2 separate regions of the Homo sapiens genome follow, and region 2 is linked to region 1. Evidence: read pairs that join two places in POLR2A ChIA-PET (ENCODE). Cell type or tissue: CD4-positive, alpha-beta T cell. All regions are shown on one strand.

Region 1 (8,000 bases):
GTAAGTGGGTCACCAGCGGCCTCTGTGCCTGTGAAACCTTTATCTCTTTGTATTTTTCCAAGACAGTGATGAAGGGATGCAAGTCATTTTATCCATTGTGTTCCCTCAACTGGCATATTAAAGAAATATGGCACAAAGATCAGCAGGATGGGGGTCCTCTGGTGTGTGGGAGGATGGACACTCACAGGCCAGCATGGCCGTGAGAGCCACACACCCCGCAAAATGTCCAAGTTGAGGAGCAATCCTGCCCAGGGACGCGTCTCTGTCACTGTCCTCTGTCCTCACTGCACTTGCAGGAATATCAAATGTTATGGATTGTAGATCGTGAAAATTACACACTTACGTGTTTTGGCAACAGTGCTTTTCAGTGTTTGGGGTTAGAACAAGCCACATCTGGCCATTTTATGTTATCCCTCTAATCTCTAGTTCTTAAATTTCAGATTTAACTGAAAATAGAAAGTTTCATAAATGGTAATTTTTAAATGTTAGAAAAAAATCAAAGCACACATTTACATACCTTTTCCATAAAAAAGTGTGTGTGAAACCATCTGCAACTCCACTGGTTAACTTACACATGCGACAGTTTGTGTTTGGAAAACTTCACCCACCCTCTTTATTTCAAGAAACCAAAGACGGAGAGAAGTTCAGTGAATTAACCAAGGTGAAATGACAGAGTCAGAATTGAACTGAATTTCTGACTGAAAAACTAGTTCTCGCTCCATTATACCATGTTCTAATGAGCTAATGAGTCAACAGTTCCCTGGAATACCTGTTTTCTTCTTTAAAAAGAGAAAGAGCTGTGATACTGAGAGCTACCTATTGGCATAAAAGAATATGAAGGACATACAGGTAAAATGAGGTAGACTGGATCAATGTGGGTCAGCTACATAAGCCCCCATAGCCAAGGAGGGAACATGTATGTAAAATTCTCAGGCTTATGAGAATCACAACTGTATGTCTATAGGACATCCTAATGCAATAATGGGAAAATGTGATAACTGAATTTTATCTACATGTATAGAAAACATATTTTGGGCCGGGCATGGTGGCTCAAGCTTGTAATCCCAGCACTTTGGGAGGCCGAGGCTGGCGGATCACAAGGTCAGGAAATCGAGACCATCCTGGCTAACACGGTGAAACCCTGTCTCTACTAAAAATACAAAAAATTAGCCGGGCGTAGTGGTGGGCGCCTGTAGTCCCAGCTACTCGGGAGGCTGAGGCAGGAGAATGGCGTGAACCCGGCAGGCGGAGCTTGCAGTGAGCCGAGATTGCGCCACTGCACTCCAGCCTGGATGACAGAGCCAGACTCCATCTCAAAAAAAAAAAAAAAAAAGAAAAAGTAAAGAAAACATATTTTGTATGTTTTTTATGTGTCTTAGAAACCAAGTGGACTAGGTATAATGGTTCTTTTTTTTTTTAACTCAGCAGCACAGTTAATGGCACAAACAGATAAAGATGGTGGCTAAAGCCATTTGGTGTAGATGAATCCAGAAAACAAGTACATTTATGAATTATTTTACCCTATTGGAAAATGGCTACTATATGTGGAAAGTAGAGGGGAAGAGAAATGAACTTGTGAATTATCTACTCTATTCTACCAAAGAAAGATACATATATCATTTCAGGGTTTTCCAAAGTTGGGATGCAAAGGATCATGTTTCATTTTAATTTATGTATTTATTTTTGAGATTGTCTTCTATGTATTGCAAGTGATACTGGTTTTACCATGCACTGTACCACTACGAGGGTTCCTTTCAAAACACATTCATATAAATTAAAAAATCAGTTTAAATAAAAACATCAAGTCAATAGTAGTACATAGATATGATAAAAGTTTGCAAAAGTGGCACAGGAATAGTCATTGGGTGGTGATGTTCCCTGATTTTTTTAGTCCCTGAAGCACCCAGCGCCAAGGGTACTGTTCTTCCTGCTTAACACAGGAGCAAACAGATGCTCACACCCTGCCCAAGAACACAGAGGCTCAGGGACTGAACCAGAAGAAATGATCCATTAACCATGTAAATGAACAGAGAGCCTGGATGTCAGAGTGAGGAGGCCAGCTCGGGTCGCTGTGGAGAAAGAGATGGGCTCTCCCTGGAATCCCTGCAGCTGCCCTTAGAGGCTGTGAGCCATCGTGGCTAGGGCATCTTTAGAGAACTGAAAGTCAGGCCGATTCCTGGAGAGTGAAGAATAGCACACGTGCCTTCAAAACAGTGTCAGTATCCTGTCCCTTACGGACGTCATATTGTTGGTGGGTTTTCCTGGGTGGGAGATCACCCAGTATCTGGTTGGCATTACTGATGGGTTCCCAGAGCTGTCTTTTGGTTCAAAGTCCTGCCCTCGGTCCCAGCTGCCCCCAGCACAGGTGTCACCTTGGAGTCAGGGGCGGGTTTGTCATAGCCCATGGGTCCTGGCCCTGCCCTTTATCATGTTTGACATGATTTTCAGTCTACTTTTCCTTCAGGATGTAATTTAGAAAATATGATTTCAGAATTGTGAAATTTAAAAACCCTAGAAAACCTCTTTGCTTTGCTTGTAAATAGCAGTTGATGCAGCCCTGTGGACAGGCGGGAACAGCCATGTGACGTGGGCACTGAGATGATTTGGGAGATTGAATGCTCCTCAGTGGGGCTAGAGGCCACAGGAGTGATAGGTTACTGTAAAGAAAGCAAAAAAGATGCAAAAGCCTACATGACAAACCAGGCACGACACAAAGGAGAGGCTTGAGAAGAGGAAGTGAAGGAGGGAGAGGATTCCACAAGACCGAAGTGCCCAAGGAGACATGGAGGGAAGAGAGGGCTCTTCACAGAGCTGAGTTTAGAGACCACCCTCCATGGTTCTGGAAGGAAACCAGCCAGCTTTCATATGTGGTGACAGGCTGTTCATTAATTTGTAGTGTACAGCATTAAATAAATGAAGTATGTAGAGAACATTAGGAAACAATATAAAAAGGTAGGGGAATTCGTGGATAAAGGGAATAACCTGGGTACCATATTTCATCACATTATTCCATGGGAATAAGTCATCAGTGCAAAGGACTGTAAGGAGTGCACAGCAGGAAATGAAAAGACAGAAGCAGTGGGGCCGAGAGGAGGAAATGGAGTTGCTGAAATGCAGGGTGAGCAGCAGGGGCGGAGAGTGCCCTGTGGGTAAGGCACACCTCAGAAGGGACAGGTCCAGGCCCTCTCCTCCCTGGCCTGGAGCTTCTGGCAAGGCTTTTCTTCTCTGAGCCTCACTTTCCTCTTTTGAAGGTGGCAATAGTAACTGAACCTGCATCACAGAATGGCCTTGAGGGTTAGATGGAACATATATAGACATAATTTGTTGAAGACAGAGTAGCAAAGACACAAAGTAAAAAGGACAGAAAAAAGAAATGCAACTTGTGCAAAATAGAACTTTCAAAGATTTACAAGAAGGGTAAATGAAGCTATCGTAGCTTCACTTGGGAAAAGGGAGAGAACAGATGACCAGCACCAAGGATAGAAGAGGGATTTCTTACTTTAAAAAAAATGGTCCAAAGAATAAACAAACTGAAAACAGCCAAAAGAGAAAGGAAGAATTTGTTAGAATAGGGCAAGACTAAAGGACAGAGTAAGGGTGCTGGCCGCCACCTGACTCAAGTTCAAGTCGAGCTGCCACTGTTGAAATTTCAAGGAGAAATGGTGAGAAGCTAAAAGATGCAAAAAAAAAAAAAAAGTGGGAAATTATTTGCTAATAATAGATTGCAAGAGTGTCTGCTTTAGAAAGTGACAAGGAACACTTTTGGAAAGCTGTGAGCTGTTATGACCACTGGCATCCTTCAGTTTTAGACAAATCTAATCTCAACAAGGATAACAGACCATATTAATAAACAAATTGATGGGAATGGTGGAAATCAGTTCCCTATGAGGAGGGTGCAAAGTTATACTGATTGGTGAGTCACTCCCAGAATAAACAAATAATGGTTTCACACCTCATTGCTTCATTCAGTGTGGAAGGAACATTCTAGGTTTGTGTGTAAGTTTGGGGAGAAGGAGACAGAGCCAGAGGGCAGAGCAGCCCTGCAGCCCTCAGTTGGCCTCCATTTTCTTCCCGGTCTGAAGAAAATGAAACAAAGGATTTAAAGTGTTGCTTGAAGAATTTAAGTTAGACTTAAAGGAGAGATGTGGTCTTTACTCTCCTTTTGGCAAGGAGAGTTTAGTCATCAGAATGGTCTATTTAGTGAGACTGTAGCTTGTTCTTCTGAAGTGGTCTTTTTAAAAACTAGAGAACTCTCACCTCTCTGAAGTGGTTGTGTATGAAACTGTTTAAAGCCGAGGATGCACTCAGTGACCTCTTCAGGCAACCCCAGATTTACTCAGTCAGCCATGGCACACATGCTAGAGAAGTAAAAAAATGAATTGAGACTTGTTCTGAAAACTCTTGAGCAGGGGCTCTTAAAAGTTTTTTGTTTAGGAATTATGTCAGGGTTGGGGTCTGGAGAGCAGATAAGTGTTTTGTGTGAGAAAAGTAAAAACTTAGTTATTTTCTTCCCGTATTCAGTAATCCTTGCATTTTTTTCCTCCTCCTTTATACATACATTTTTGCCAGTTACTGACTTCTCTCTTGTACACATTTCCGTGTCCTAAATTAACCAAGAGTCCTCAGCCACTAGGATTCTATTGACAAGCCCACAGGTCTGGAGGTGTGAGTAAGGGCATTCCTCCCCCATGAAATCAGGCAGCAGGGGAGGCGTTTGGGTGGGTGGAACAGAGGAGCAAAAGACCAGAGGACAGAGAAGAAAGATTGCAGGCTAGAAAACGGGATGGCCACCCCTGAGAAAGAGGACAAGCAAATTTAGGGCTTAGAGTAGAATTGAAGAAAAAACCCAGGGCAGAGGCACAGGAATGCTGTAGGACTGAACTGGGACCATGATTGATGTAAGTGGAGATGGGTTGGTTGAATCCGTGGAAGGCCAAAGGATTGAGGCCCATATGGGCCTGGGACAGGGCTTACTAAATGACTTGCTACCTGGCTTGATAATCGGGACAACCTCAGGCAGTAGTTATTCAGGCGGGAGGACACATGAGTTTGAATATAGGGAGATAAGGTATATTTCTATATGCCCTGGTACATTCCAGAATGTGCTTCTCTGGCTCTGTGCACTGGAGCAGCCAACTCCTGAAGTTGGGAGGGGATCGCCATGGTTTCATGAGTGGTTTATTTCAGCTTGCATCTCACAGTGTGGTGTTCAGAGGCATAGGCTCTAGGCTCCCTGGCAGCACTGAGAGATAGAAACTGAATCAGCACAACTTAGGTCCTTCATGTTGAATAGTTTGAACAGAATTTGATTTACCCTAGCCTAATTGAAAAAAAAAAAAGTAGAAAAGAAATCTAGGTATTTTCCCTCTGGACTCCAGAACAAATGATTGAGTGTGTAAAAGCATAAATCTTTTTTATTCATTCAATTGAAGTAAAAATTTCTTTACTCAGCCATGAGTTCTAAGACTGCAGTGGGAATTGTAAGAGGATTACCATATTTTAAATTGGCTATTCTGGTGCCAAATCTCCCCTTCATTTTACAGTTTCAGGCAGAAGACCAGCACGGTAGTCGGGGGAGGGGGGTGGGTAGACAAATGGTGGTAACAGTCCTCTACACTCTGGGAGGGAAGGAGCGGTGCTGGGGACAGCTTTCACCATGGAAAGAAAGCAGCCGCTCTGGAGATTGGGCAGCAGGCTTTTGAGCACGGATGCGGAGCCTGCTTATCTAATCAGCAGCTAGAGGAAGTTGTTTTTATCTGCGAAATGCATCTCTTCTGAACCGATAAACCCCATTTTAGCTGGGGAGAAATATTATCTAGCAGCATCTGAGCATTAGCTGCAGCTGAACTCAAGCATGTTCAAATGTGAGAGAAGTCTCAAGCCGAGAACTGTTTGCCGAACTTCAAGTGGCTGGAGTACTGGTTTTCAAGTTTTCTTTTCTTTCTTCTTTGAGGAATAACTGAAAGCATATTATTTGGATTCTTGTTCACCTTGCTTTTTTAGTTCCTTTCCCCCTTCATAGTTGAATTATTGTTCAGTGGTCCATGGAGCAAATTTTGAAAATTCTATGTTATTCATCTTGCAATTTACTACCACTATCTTGGAATGCCTCGTGAAGACAGCAGGTATTGTCAGCATGAACATATCCAAACCCAGATGATCCCGGTTGGAAAGCCTCCCCTTTTTCAAATTTCCCAAACATGAAATATAGTATTACAAAATGATCTGCCCACCTCTAAGCTTTTCCATGTTTGATAAGAGAGGCCATCATGTAACAGGTTCATTGCTTCGCATTTCAAAGTAAATTTTAATTTACAGTCTTCCAGATTCGTTTTGGGTAGGATTTTTATGTCTGCTAATTTGTCAAATAGTTCAAAATGTTTAGGGATCATGATGTCTTCCACAGAACTTCATGACAGTTTTGATTTTAGATTAAAGTAAGTGACTTTTGTGCTATATCAGATAACATCTTGTACTAGGTTTTGGAATAGACCGGTGAGATCAGGCAGCAGAAGTTTAATAACTTTCCTTGGAAAACTGAAATTGATGTGTGTGTGTTTGTGTATATGTGCATGTGGTACATGTGTTGTGTGTGTGCAGGTGTCTGTATATATGTGGGGGGTATATGTGGTGTGTGATGTATGTATATGTATGTGTGTGGCATGTGTGTGTTTGTATCTATGTACATGTGGTATGTTTATGCATGTAGTTGTATGTTGTGTGTGTCATATGTTTGTGTGTGCATGTATGTGTGTGGTGTGTGTGTGTATGTGTAGTGTATATGTGTATGCTGTGTATATGTATATGGGGTGTGTATGTGTGTGGTGTGTGTATATGAATGGGATGTGTAGTGTATGTGTGTGCTGTGTATATGTGTATGGGATGTGTGGTGTGCATATGTAGTGTGTATATGTGTGTGAGATGTGTAGTGTGTGTGTGGTCTGTATATGTGTATGGGATGTGTGGTGTGCAGTGTGTATATGTGCATGGGATATGCGGTGTGTATGTATGGTGTGTTCATGTGATGTGTATATGTGTGTGGGATGCATGATGTGTGGTGGATATGTGTGTTTGGGATATGTGGTGTGTATGTGTGGGGTATGTGTGTGTATGGGATGTGTAATGTGTGGTGTGTGTGTGTGTATGGGATGTGTGGTGTATGGTGTATATATGTGTATAGGATATATGGTGTGTATGTGTGGTGTGTGTGCAAGTAATATGTATATGTGTGCAGGATATGTGGAGTGTGGTGTATATGTGTGTATTGGATGTGTGGTGTGTATGTGTAGTGTGTGTGGTGTGCATGTGTGCATGGGATGTGTGGTGTGTATGGGATATATGGTGTGTGGTGTGTATATGTTTATGGGATGTGTGGTATGTATGTGTGATGTGTATGTGTATGGGATATATGATGTGTATGGGATGTGTGGTGTGTGGTGTGGATATGTATATGGGATGTATGGTGTGTATGTGTGTGAGATGTGTGGTGTGTATATGTGTTGTGTGTGAGATGTGTGGTGTGTATATGTGTTGTGTATGTGTATGGGATGTGTGGTATGTGGTGTGTATGTGTGTATGGGAGGTGTGTTGTGTATGTGTGTGTGGGATGTGTGGTGTGTGGTGTGTATGTGTGTATGGGATGTGTGGTGTGTATGTGTGGTGTGTATGTGTGTATGGGATGTGTGGTGTGTGTGTGGTGTGTATGTGTGTATGGGATGTGTAGTGTGTATGTGTGGTGTGTATGTGTGTATGGGATGTGTGGTGTGTGGTGCATAGTGTGTATGTGTGTATGGGATGTGTGGTGTGTGGTGTGTATGTGTGTTGTATGTGTATGGGATGTGTAGTGTGTATGTGTGTTATATGTGTATGGGATGTGTGGTGTGTATGGGATGTATGGTGTGTATGTGTGTATGGGAAGCGTGGTATGTGGTGTGTATATGTTTATGGGATGTGTGCTGTGTATATGTTTATGGGATGTGTGGTGTGTATGTGTGTATGGG
Region 2 (8,000 bases), 56 kb after region 1:
TCTTGGCCGGCCTGTCATGGATCATGTTTGCCTACAGTGTGGTCTATACAACATGACATGGCACAGGTCTCCTTCATACCGTCCAGTTGGGGATATTTGCTGTAGCATACTGCATGAGACTTCGGAGGCGAAAGGTTGATGGCTTTTGTCCTTCCCCTCAAGGAGCTTCCTGCCCCAGCCAGCCACCAGCCAGGGCCCTTCTCCAAGCAGCAGCCTCTCTAAGCCGGTGCCCTGGGGGATGGCAATGCCTCAGACCAGCTACTCCTCACCCACCCTGGGTAGCAGGATAAGGAGGAGCCTCCCTCAGGGAGGCAGACGTGTGTTCTTTGTGAAATATCTGCAGCGGCCCAGGCCATCTCTTCCCAAATGTGATGCGTGTATTTGATGGTTGAGGGTTTTAGAGGCTGCTCATTGTGTCCATCTCTTTATCACACATTTACTGAGCACCCCTGGGTGCCCATTCTGCACAGAAGACCTCAGGTGCACACAAGGAAAGCACCAATGTGTTACAGGAGGCATGACAGAGTGTCTGAGGGGACAGTGGGAGCATAAGGAAGGGGACAGTGGGTCCTGGGGTGGAAAGTCAGGAGAGACTTCCCATAGAAGGGAGGGGCTTCTGAAGTACATGCTGGAAGGCGAGTGTCTGAGGTTTGCTTTAGAGACATTCTAAACTAGTGTGTGAGTCGGCAGTAATCCCAGAGAGGGGTGCGGCACCCATGTTGGCAAGAACTCGGTCTCACTCCTGGCAGGTGGTCCCTGCAGTAGTTCACCCAGTTGGCTGGAGACAAAAAGGAGAGGAGTCACAGGGGCTGGTGCATCACCTCCTCTCCATCCTGACCTCCTTCCTGGCGGTGCACATGGAGAAGGATCCCCACATGCTCGCCATCAGAAAATTGTCATGATTTGGGTGATTTGACTTCCTAAAAACTTCCAAGAAAGGAGCTATACCAAGCTGAGGAGTTGCTTGCCCGAGAGGGCGGGCAGATCAGCAGGGGGGCCATGGAGTGGGACACTTGCCTTGTTACAGAGGGACAGGGAGAACAGGTGGTTCCCCTGAGATAGGAAGACAGTAGCATGACGGTGAGCATCTTTAAATGTTCACATGGGTGATGAGCATGTATGGTGGTCCCACCTGGAGACAAAGGTGGTACCTGGGCCTGATAAGCAAGGCCCATGGAGGCCTCAGCTAAGAGAACTGTGCAGTCTGTCTGCCATGCTAACCAGTGGTCTAGGAAGAAGCTTCACATCTGTTGTTTCTAAGGAGCCATGTAGACATAGACACAGTTGGCAGCAATATTGCCTTGGGTTAGTGGGAAGCACCACTTCCCATGTCAGTGGAAAACACAGACACTCGTTCTTAGGTTGACACCAACCATAGGTCATCATCACTCCTAGATTACTCTGATTGCAATGGAATCTCTCATGCCCATCAGTCCTTAAAAGCAGAGCTGCTCTCTTTCCTTTCTTGTTGTGGAGTTAGGAACATGTAGTGGAGTATTTTATGTTATTCTGGCTCCAGGCCTATGTATTTCATTTGAGGCATGATGGTTTCCTATTCTAAGTACCACTAAGTATTGAGTAGTTATAAAATGGTGGTAGACTTTGGACTGTGTATTTCTATTCTGGATCCACGGATGAGCAAGTGGAGAAAACCCATCATGGATGCAGGGCTGCTGGGGATCTGTCTGTCCGAAAATGCTATAGAGACACACACTGCTCTTGGGGAAAAAAACAGTGATGATTTCTTCAAAATGATTTCACTGAAGTGAAATAAGGACTTTGGCCTTGCTCTGGCAAATTCAAATGTGGCCACACTCTACTCCATTGTGGAATGGTGACTCCCCTGTCCCATGAAAAACCAGGATCAACATCACAGCTTTCTCTAGCAACTGGTGGTGGCCTGAGGTCTTATGAACTAGCATGTTAGCAGGGATAGAGTTAGGGAATTTGTCCGATGCTGACAGCAAGAGGGTGCTGGGGGAGCTGGAGGGGTGGAGAAGTGATCTCCCTTCCTGCCTCATGGCTTCCTTTGGAAGTTGCAAGCTTAGAATTTCTTTCCCAAAGAATATTGGACTATGCTTCAAGAGACACTTGAGTTCAGTTGCTTACAGTGAACATACTTCTTATGTTCCAGAGTTAAACTCAATCATATTTTCAGAAAAATAGATATTCAGACATCATGTCATATTTACAGGAAGCTATTTGATCATGGAATTTACTGAAGTGACAGCTTTTTCAGGAAAGGGTATCGAGTGGTTATCTATATCCTATTAATTTCTAAAAGCAATGCTCAATAAAATGTGCAATTTTAGGCAATATTCTGTGTTTCAACATTATTTCCTTATGTTGGGGGTACATCACTTTATATAGATAAAGAAAGATCCTTTTCATTCTCTATTAAATGGTCGAGAAGTCAAATTTTGGCTTTCATGTTGGTCTTCTTACTGTAGCTTCTGTTCACCTAAGAAAGAGATTTAACCAACATAAGCTTTGGCTAAACCATTGTACCAAACATTTCTATTTGGATGCTCTTAACTTTTATACAATACTTTGAAATGTGTTCAATAAAACAACATGAGAAAGAAGTAGAAGATTCTGCTATTAGGTTGGAAATTGATATTCCTTACATAAGTGATTAAAGATACTTTATTCAGTTTATCCCTTAAAATGGTATCTACTGAAGTCCTTAAACTTAGGCATGATATTAATTCCTGGCTAGTCTTTCTTTTTCCTAAAATATCACTCAATAAAATCCAAGAAGGACTAAAACTCATTATATAGAACTGCACTGCCCAATACAGCAGCCACTAGCCACATGCAGTATTTTTAATTATAATAAGTTAAAATTAAACAAAATTAAAACTTCAGCCCTCAGTGGCACTAGCCACACTTTTTGTGTCCAACAGCTACATATGGCTGGTGGCTGCCATATTGGACAGCACTAATAGAGAGCATTTCTATCATCATAGGAAGTTCTGTTGAACAAGGCTGATCTGGAAGCTACACCATCCTAAAGCTCTTTGGCAAGAAAGCAGAGCTTTTCCATAAGCTCAGTTTATGAACAATATATTTTGTATTTTCTATGTATATGTATATGAGAATACGTATACATAGAAATATATGAAAATACATATACATATAAATATACATATACATAAAATAGAAATACATATACATAGAAAATACAAAATATTTTGTATTACATATACATATGCATGGAAATACAAAATATTTTGTATTATATAATGCAAATGTAAGATATATTTATATTATGTAAGAAAATACATTTGTGCAATAAAACGCTTATTTCATTCAAGCATATTTGTCCAGCATGGTTTCTTAGAGACTGAAGTTACCCAGTTTAGCACCTGGAACTGAATTCACTCTGGCTGTGTTAGATGTAGCACCAGCGTCATGACAGATCCAGCCCACAGCATAGACTGAGGCCTACTCTGGAGGCAAATCTGCAGACAATGTGGCCAACACATGGGCCTTCCTCACATCTCTGTCCAGTCGCTGGCATCCACGTTATAACACAGCAGTGGCTCGTTTTCTCCAGTTAAAGGCTAGGCTTCCGTGATTGAAGCAGGAGAGAATTTGGTAGTCAGTAAAGTAGACAAACTAAGACAAAACAAGAGTCGCATGAGTTCTTGGTACAATTAAAGAAACCCTTGGCCACCAACGTTTTTAAATTCAGGAATTTCACCAAGTCCGTAACAGTTTTAGCTCTCAAGGGTAGAATTTTTTTTTTAACTTTTTTGGTAATAATTGTATTGCATGCATTCCCCTTACACAGAAGGCTGGCATTTAATTGGGGTCTTGAACTCAATTGTGTTTTCTGCAGTTGGTAAACCTCACAAATGTGGATATTGTGGCCGAAGCTATAAACAGCGAAGCTCTTTAGAGGAACATAAAGAGCGCTGCCACAACTACTTGGAAAGCATGGGCCTTCCGGGCACACTGTACCCAGGTAAGCGCTGCTGCTCGGAGGCCAGCCTGGTGGGCTCTCCCCCCAGCACGGTGGGGAAGGAGGGCGCTCTGCATGCAGCCTTAGGAGCAGAGCCTTGGGCCTGCTTCCTGCCGGGGCTAGGAGGGAGGGAAGTTTTTGGCCAATAGCATCAGTTTCACCAGAAGCACGTTGTGCTTCCCAGCTTTCTAGGTCCTCATCTGACCAGAGAGAGCTTGATTTTAAAACCCTTCCCACTTCCAATCGGGAGAAACTCCTAGGATAGCAGTGACCTTGAAAGTTTTGGGGTTGTTTTTTGGATGTTGGTGATTTTAAAACAACAACAAAAAAAACACCTCAAGTAGTGATATTTCTTTGTAAACAAAATAAAATGTAAAATATTGTTTTGAAACAATTTTTTAACAAAGTTGATCAAATAAGAACTTTCAGGCTGTGATTTTAAGCATCAGTTCAGACTGAGGGCAGGGTATCCACTCCTGCATGGAGTGTGAGGTTGAAGTTTGTTGGAAGCCCCTGGTAGTTGATAATATTGAGGTTGTTGAAGGATGAGAGGAAAGGTCGCTTCTTTCTTAGGAGCTGTGATGCTCCACTGTATTGCATAACGAGATAGCACTTGATTCAGACCCCAGAGCCTGTAGAATAAATGATGTGGAGAGAGTATTGAAAAAGGCTGGATTTATCTGGGGGAATGGCAATGTTATAAAAGGTTCTTCCCTAATTTTTTAAGAGATAAGCAATTTATAAAGAGATCAAATAAAACTAATCTCTTTCAAAACAGTATTCATTTAGCACTACCCCTGGAAAAATCATCACTAGACTGTGAGTCGAAATTTAACGAATGGAGGAAAATTTATTAAGCCTCATTCACCTTTCGGACTTTAACAAATGGTTCAAAAGGGAAAATTCACCAGAGTACCCTCAGATTATTAATGGCAGATGAGAGCAGGAAAAAAGAATGTTGAGAATGGCTAAAAATTGATTCCAATTAGTCTTGGCATGGAGAGGCAACATCTCACCTGGCCAGAGCCCTGCAGCCAGAGTGCTGTCTCCTCTGCCAGTCAGCCAGGGATCTGGGGCTTACAGGCGATTCCTCCAGGCCTCAATCTTCTCACCTGTGAAATGGGAAGATACCATTAAATTGTCATTTGGCTTCTTTCAAAATCTCAGGTCTAGAATGGAAAGGCATTGAAGGTGAGTGGAAGAGAAGAAACTGGATGTTAAAATAATAATAATGTAACAGTTATTAATTCACATGGCCAGACCCCAGGGCAGAAGACTAATGGACGAGAGGATGATTATGTTCCTTTGAAATAAAATGTCAACATTCAAATATTGTTTTTTTCTGTAAAAAATAAGTGAATGGGTCTTGGAAGGAAGTGCTCCTAATGATGTAGTTTACATATTAATGCTTAATAAACCATTTTATTTACTCAACAAATATTCACTGAGGACTTATAATCAATAATACCAAGCCCTATTGAATACAGTAATCTAATATACACATAGAATTGAAAAGACAAAATGAACAAAAGAAACAGACAGTATATCATTTCTGTTTCCTCCACTGTTTTCATTACTAAAGAAACAAGCTGCAGTACACAGCCGGCTGAGAGCTGCTTCCGGGGGAGCAGGAGAAGCAGCACTCATTTCACTGAGACCTGGGTTTGAGTTCTCTGTTTTTGAATGTGACCCAGAGCTCATCGCTTAAATGCGACTGATAATTCGTGCCTGGCCACCCTCATAGCAGCGCTCTGAAAGAAACATAAAGGAGTGGATACACGTGTGAGCAGGAGCCTAGACATGTGTCAGGTACTTACCTAAACATGGATGTTTAGGTCACTGACATACTGACACCATCAAGCTAATTCTTCTCTATTGGTCTCTATGTCAGTAAGGCTACGTGCCAGTAATGTGTATTAAATATTACCCTGTGGTGAGTATCAATTTCACCCTAAAATGTTCATTTATTCCCTTTGGTGGTTAAGTTACTTGGACTACCACAGTGATGCCTCTATGTCCCCACACTCAGGAGGTATGAAAGCGTCTCTAGGAAGGAGCAGTGGTCTGGTCTCAGTGTGGCAGCAGACAAAGCCAGGCTCGCACTTAATTACATTGAATTATTTCTGTCTGGTATGGCCTCAAAAGGTGCAAAATGATCATAAATATCTTTCGACAGTCACCTTTGGTTTTTGCCCTTGCCAGCACCTGGCCCTTGTAGGTGCTGCTGGTTTAAGGAACTTGGAGTATTAAGGGGATCCATAAAAGGACTTTGACAGAAGTCTTCCTGAACTGTGCTTAGGGCCAGGAAGGCAGGCAGGGGCTTGGTCATTTCAGCTGTGCTGTACCCGGATGAGTGGAAACTGTGCCTTCTGATGCATCTCTCCTCCTCTGTTCCCCTCTAAGAACCCCTTGTCTGTGCTCAGATGGATGAGCAAGTAGTCTCTTCTCCCACCCCAAAAACCTCCTTAGATGGGGTGGATTCAGTAAAATCAAAGCCTCAGTTAGGCAATATAGGAAAAGATGAATTTTTGTGAATATAATTTTCTTTAGTAAAAGGCTTTTGGTCACCTCTTATAATTTCTCAATGTCTTTATGGAAAAAATAAGTTTCTCTTGAGCCTTTGGTGCACAAACAGAGTCACCAGCCCTTGGAGGTGCATGCATCTAATGACAGAGCAGCCTGTGACTCGCGAGCATCAGGCTCACTTGTTCCTTGCTGTGATTGACTCTGGGGGGTGGAGGCTTTTGGGAGGCCCTGCGCCATGGTGCAGAGGAAGACCCCTGACCTCTGGGAGCCCTGGGCAGGCTGTGGGTGTGGCTTGGCAGAGAAGGATGGACATGTCAGGAAGCATATTAGCTTAATAGATGAAGTGTGTGACCAGTGTAATTGGGTTTTATGGATTTATATTTATCTTGCATATAAATCAGGGTGTGGCCTATATATGTTTGCCCATTTAATAAAAAACACATATTCCAAATGTTAAAATATAAAATATACCAGCAACAATAGCCAATTTGAAATATATGTTTTCAAAGTAACATTCATAATAGCAATGAAGACATAAATACTTAGAAATGAAGAAAACCAGCAAGCCATAGTGAGGCAAGAAAGAAAACATGGGAGATTGGAGAGGTAGAGAGGTCTGGATGCCGTCCATGGGCCTCTGCCCAAATTAGTGTATCATTTCAACATAAAACTGGCTTGTAAATTTTACTGGAATCTGGTAACCATGTATCATAAAGTATCTGGATATATACATGAGATAATTGGCAACTTTTTAGAAGAAGAATAATGTCAAGTGATGTATGAAAATGTAGCTGAAATGGATGGAACTCTTTGAAGAATAGACAAACAAATCAATAATAGAGATGGATACCCTACTGAAGACCCCATGATAAATCAGCATGAAATATCCGAGGCAGGAGGAAGCATAAGGCAGGAACGGTATTGGAAGAATTGATCAGGCATTTAAGATAATCAGTTTACATTATCATCTCCTTATACACTAGGATAAATTGCCGGGAAATGAAAGAGTTATATTTTTATAACTCCAACCACAATAACTGATGTAAATATAGATCCAGCTATGCAGGATACAAAGTTGTATCTTCAATTATGGAAAGAGATGACATAGAACAATTGAGAATGACTAGAAATGGCCCACACATCAGCATTTACCTCCATAATTTCTAAATTTTCTACAGCAGTCAGGGGTGCTTTGATTTTCAGGAGTTTGTTGTATGCTCAGGGATAAGGGGCTCTGGGTTTTTCCTCCACATTGCCCAGATCTGCTGTAGGCTCTTGGGGGCCACATTTTTGTATCTCCGTTCACTGTGCTGGTCCATGAAGTCAGATGTTAGATCACACAGTTCTTTGCGTCTCAGAGGGCTGCTGTTAGGGACTGACTGAGGTAGCAGATTTGGGAGTATTATGAAAAGTTAAAAGGACTTGTCAAAGGGACATCAATACTTAATCCCAGTCCAGCCTCTGGTGATGGTGGTGGTGCCTGTGCATTTGGACTTAAAGAGGATGA

Evidence for each region. ChIA-PET counts read pairs that join two places held together with the same protein. Peaks named below come from ENCODE experiments on the same cell type or tissue, not always from the same donor. Only the 100,000 strongest peaks of a DNase experiment are listed, where the experiment ranks them.
Region 2: POLR2A ChIA-PET joins it to region 1 with 7 read pairs; 6 of 35 experiments call an interaction of 5 or more read pairs at or near these places.

The regions. Positions count from the first base shown.
Region 1 is chr7:50,327,758-50,335,757 of GRCh38, forward strand. The region is part of intron 3 of IKZF1 (IKAROS family zinc finger 1); the gene reads left to right. Among named protein-coding and RNA genes, the nearest start is that of IKZF1, 27 kb to the left of the region's middle. In CD4-positive, alpha-beta T cell, no CTCF peak of the experiment used is centred here; DNase peaks (open chromatin) are centred at 2,214, 3,114, 4,294, 5,764 and 2 weaker places; H3K4me3 peaks cover 3,180 bases; H3K27ac peaks cover 7,047 bases.
Region 2 is chr7:50,383,501-50,391,500 of GRCh38, forward strand. IKZF1 (IKAROS family zinc finger 1) reads left to right here. Exons shown (of 8, transcript NM_006060.6): 6 at 3,845-3,970. LOC124901631 (a long non-coding RNA gene) reads right to left here. Exons shown (of 3, transcript XR_007060322.1): 2 at 4,984-5,079; 3 at 2,386-2,461. Among named protein-coding and RNA genes, the nearest start is that of FIGNL1, 63 kb to the right of the region's middle. In CD4-positive, alpha-beta T cell, no CTCF peak of the experiment used is centred here; no DNase peak of the experiment used is centred here; H3K27ac peaks cover 1,478 bases.